Linked DNA regions of Homo sapiens: region 1 is linked to region 2. A link is a loop called in an ENCODE intact Hi-C map of the cell type or tissue named here. Cell type or tissue: endothelial cell of umbilical vein. All regions are shown on one strand.

Evidence for each region. Hi-C counts contacts between places; a loop is a spot of excess contacts. Peaks named below come from ENCODE experiments on the same cell type or tissue, not always from the same donor. Only the 100,000 strongest peaks of a DNase experiment are listed, where the experiment ranks them.
Region 1: it touches region 2 in a loop (5-fold over the local background); 9 of 110 quality-filtered maps call a loop at or near these places.

What each region holds. Positions count from the first base shown.
Region 1 is chr6:25,601,022-25,603,521 of GRCh38, forward strand. All of the region lies in intron 33 of CARMIL1 (capping protein regulator and myosin 1 linker 1), which reads left to right. Among named protein-coding and RNA genes, the nearest start is that of SCGN, 50 kb to the right of the region's middle. In endothelial cell of umbilical vein, a CTCF peak has its summit at 1,552 (motif pointing left); a DNase peak (open chromatin) is centred at 1,530; H3K27me3 peaks cover 163 bases.
Region 2 is chr6:24,854,976-24,857,475 of GRCh38, forward strand. The region is part of intron 8 of RIPOR2 (RHO family interacting cell polarization regulator 2); the gene reads right to left. Among named protein-coding and RNA genes, the nearest start is that of ARMH2, 57 kb to the left of the region's middle. RefSeq lists an enhancer at 1,026-1,320. In endothelial cell of umbilical vein, a CTCF peak has its summit at 1,207 (motif pointing right); a DNase peak (open chromatin) is centred at 1,206.

The DNA.
Region 1 (2,500 bases), 750 kb after region 2:
CCCCCATGTCCCCACACTTCCTGCCGTCTGGTAACCCCCAATCTACTCCTTGTCTTCGTGAGATAAGTGGGGGTTCATTTTTGACTTGGTTGTCCTTGTTTGTGTTTTTGCCCTCGCTGGGTTTATTTGGGTGAGAAAATAAAAATAGCCTGTTGGTTAAATAGAAATCCAAAACCATAACTTATTGCTAAAGAACCTGGAGCACAGACCCTAAAGAAATGGCCATGTTCTCACTTTGGCCTGAGGGTCACAGTCTTGTGGAGTGCCGGCATTCTAACATAGGCTTTGAAGACTCCGGTCTTTCCCCACCTGCCCAGGGGCCTCCTGTGCATGTTGTGGAAGCATGTCAGAGATGTTCCGGGGCCAGGTGAAATGCTCACATCTGGGGGAAAAGACAGTCGGCTGAATCCAGATGGAAGACTGAGGGTAATATTGAAGATAGGTGAACTAACAGAGGGAAATAAAAACACTGAAACTAGATTATATATAAAAATGGGAACTATTTTCTAACTTATTCCCTTTTCAAACCTAAAAATTATTCTCTTTTTAAACCTAAGAATGCCTTGCTATATTCCAGATTTAAAAGACAAAGACAAAAGAAAAAACACTCAAGGTATTCTATTAGAATTAACTGAATATTTGACCATTGATATATATCATCTGTTGCTACAGAGAATAACTTCATAGTTTAAAATTTGCTGAGTTCCCCCCAAATCTGACTTAAAACATTATTTATTCTTCAAATCTCCTTTTAAAGTATAAGGAGTCTTTTTCACTTTTCTTTTTACCCCTGTTTTCTCTTGTCACTCACTACATGAAGGATTGTATCTGTGTGATAAGATGAACATACCTATGTTTAAGTCAGGTTGTGGTTTCTGTGCATTATCTTGAGCTCCATTATTTTTACACAACTGGTTCTCCAAGAAAGGAAATCACATGTCTATTTTATTTGAAGTATCACAATAAAACAGTTCATCCCGGTGAGCCCTTGACTTTCAGAAAGTAAACAATTAACTACATGGCAGGTGTAGGGAGCTCTTTTATATGGCTTCTAAACAACCAATGTTTAAAAATTAAACTCCACTTCCCACCTGATCTTACAACTATTTACCAAAGTTCTCCCACCAACATCAACATTATTTAGCAATTCTTTAATTGCAGAACCCTCCTAATTCACTGAGCAACCCTTAGAGTTGGGAGAGACCACAGAACTATATCCTGCTCACTCAACAAAGGAGGCATGGTGTGGCCCTCACTGGTCAGAATTCTGGATAATACTACAACCATGTCATTAGTGAGTCAGATGCCCAAGGAAATGTTAAAATTTTAATCCATGTTGTGAATTTCTTTATAACAATGAATGTGCGGTTTTGATTAATATGCTGTTTATGTTTTTCATGATTAACAGTTTCTTTTTGGTGTAAAGATGACATTTACTAGAGTGTTTTATTCATGTACTTTGGATTTGATATATAAATCGACTTAAAGTGACAAAACCCTTATGGTTTTATATTTGTTTAGGGCTTACACAGTATTAATGATCTGTTAGCGCCATCTAGTGTCACTTTAAAACAACCATTGTTAAAAATTCTTGCTATTTAAAATTCAGACCAGTCATGGGTCTTCTGTCAAAATCATTAAATAATGAAGTTTTTCAAAAATTAGCTTTAGAACATTTTTTTTCTAAAGTACCATGACTGTATTCTTTCTAAAGGTAGCAACAATAGCATCAATGATCAATATACTGTTGATAAAATATATGATGTCTTCACCCTCCTATAAGTAATTCTCTTTGCGTTGCTGGCATTTGAGATATATACATATAAATATGTTTAAAGAAAAAGAACTGTAAGTATGAAGATATGACACTTTTCATTTATTGACAAAAGAGAGAAATAAGCAGTGAATACTTAGAGTTCATATATTTTCCTCTGGGGCCTCCAAGTCATCTGTCCACACACAAAGGCAATGGGCATTGTATTATTTTATCCTTATTCCCCACAGTCACTTTGGGATTTATAAATAACTTTAAAAATCTGGGAGGGAAAAGAGAACAACTCCCAGGATTGCTTTAGAGATGCAGGCAAATGGGGTGCCCCGGGTACAGAATTTAAGGAGGTCCTCACTTTCAGGTGCCTGCCATGCACTTGGAGGAACCTGAAAGGGAAGGATGTGAAAGGGGACTTCATGGATGGTCCCCAGCCCTGTCCTGCAGACACTTGTCCTGGGCACAGAGGGCTGGCATGGGACTTCCTTTTTAGGGGATCACTTTTCCATAGTGATGCCGAATAGTGTGCTTGTGTTAGCTGCAGTGCTTGTATACACATTTCCTCCTGGAGATCTGTTCAGCACCTTGCATTCATGACAGTGGAGCTTTTGTCATCTTCCTGAGAAATTCCTCAGCCTTCCTGCCACTTGGGTGCTTCCTTCTGATAGAGCCAGCACTCCTGGGGAGTGTGTGACTGGGGTAGATTGATGAATTCAGGGAATGAGGCTTATC
Region 2 (2,500 bases):
GAGATCATGCCACTGCACTTTAGCCTGGCAACAGTGAAACTCCGTCTCAAAAAAAAAAAAAAAAAAAAAAGGAAGGACACAAAACCTTACATAGAGTATAACCTCAGCCATATATAAATGGATCCCCAGGGAAAAAAGTCTAGAAAACCATACCAAACTGTTAAAAATAATTATCTCTGGTAGGGTAGAATTAAGGAGAAAATTAAATTTTTGTCAATAAGTGGTAATTTTTATTTGATTTATAAAAAGATGATATACTTATTTTGTAATACAGAAAAAAGATGTAAAAAAGATCACATACCTTGGCAGGGAGTGTGTATACACAGAAAAGTTGGTTGGATATTTTAATAATTTTAACAAAACTTAGCACTGGGTGGAATGATTATATATGACTTTATTTTTTTTTTGTTATATTTCTCAATGTTTTAAAAAAAGAAGTTACTACTTTCAAAGTGTTTAAATAGAGATTGAAGAAGACACGAACAATTCCTCCCTGTTTACCCAGTAATTTTTTAGAGGCACTCCGAGGAAATAATTTTGATGAGCTGGTCCAGAAACAGCTGTTAGTCCTAGGCTGTTCCCACACAAAGACATCCATATGACAAATGGGTCCCTTGGTACTTCAGCCTCCTTGAGTTGCTATTTATAACCTTTGTGCTCTGGGTTGCTTTTATATTTATTTAAACGTGATTTTACCCATATAAAGATGCTGTGGATGGTATCACACAATGTGTTTTGCCTTCTACAAATAGCCCTGTTAGTACGCTGGAGACTCTTGGCCAGGCATGGTGGCTCACACCTGTGATCCTGTGCTCTGGGAGGCCAAGGCAGTAGGATCACTTGAGCCCAGGAGTTTGAGACCAACCTGGGCAACACAGTGAGACCCTATCTCTACGAAAAATTTAAAAATTAGCCAGTCATGGTGGCGTGCGCCCGTGGTCCCAGTTACTCAGGAGGTTGAGGCAGGAGGATTGCTTGAGGTTAGGAGTTTCAGGCGGCCGTGAGCCACTGAACTCCAGCCTGTGTGACAGAGCGAGACCCTCGACTCAAAAAACAAAACAAAGCAAAAAACCCAGTAAGTTGAGAGTCTTAAATGAACGCTTCTACTTTCACCTGACTTATAAACGTTGCGTGGGTAAGCTGACAGCAAAAAAGGTCCCCGGATGCTTAAAAAAGAAGCATGTGCTGTTACCATCACTTGTCAGTAGGTGGCAGAAACTCACCAGCTCGTCCGTGCCTTCCTGCCCGTGGAGCCAGCACATTTAAAAACAGCTTTCAATAATAATTAGAACACAACAACCCACTTAAAAAGACTTACTGAAATAAGAGCAGAATTAAAGAAGCCTGCATTCTACTAATAATTTTCTGCAGCATTTAGTTAGTCTTTAAAAAAAATACTTCTGAAAGAAAGTATAATCGACTTGTTTTTGTAAATCCTAAACTGGACATGCTAATTCTAATAAAATCCAAAGTGCTCTTTAAAAACCTCTGCAAATTGGTCAGGCACGGTGGCTCACACCTGTAATCCCAGTACTTTGGGAGGCCGAGGTGGGCGGATCACCTGAGGTCAGGAGTTCGTGACCAGCCTGGCTAACATGGAGAAACTCTGTCTCTACTAAAAATACAAAAATTAGCCGGGTGCGATGGTGGGCATCTGTAATCCCAGCTACTCCGGAGGCTGAGGCATGAGAATCGCTTGAACCCAGGAGGCGGAGGTTGCAGTGAACAGAGATAGTGCCACTGCACTGCAGCCTGGGTGACACAGCGAAACTCTGTCTCAAAAACAAAACAAAACCTCTGCAAATTAGTTCAGGATTAATCTATTGCCTGTTTATGTAATTACAATGGAAGACTGGTTGAAAAGAAACTGATCTGACATTGTTACTAGATAAAGGTGAATAAAGGGGAAATCCTTTGAAGGTGTTTTTCCCCCCCCTTTAAAATTACCAGAAATTTTATATCTGAAGAAAACAATGTGAGAAAGGTACTTGGTAGTGATGTTTTTTTCACTTCTCAGCCCATGTTACTAAGCAAAATTTCTTGGAACTGCTGTAGTGGCATCACTGATCCTCTGATTGTAGCAATAATGTAGCACAATGGCACTATCCAGGCACAAACAGCTTTTGTGCCGTGCTTCTTAAAGTTCTATCTGCTGTGTAAGCCACTGGTGGTACTGGCCACGGAATTAGCACTAACAGTGGGGCAATGACAGTTACAGTCTGTCTTTGAGGCCTGGCCAGGTTTCTTACAGGCTCTTGTCTGGGGGCCTGCTGGCATTTTCACAGTTGGAGAAAGCTGCAAGTGTTCTTGACAGTTTGTGATTACCAGTGCATGATCTAGAAAGCTTAATGAAAGCTTTCTAGCTTTCACTCAAAAAACCATCATGGGGGTTACCTCTGAGGATGCGCACTGGGGGCTTGCAGGGGTCATACCTTTGGATGTTTCACGGCGCTCACATATTACTGATCTAACACCTCCTCCACAGCCTCGTTTGGAGGGT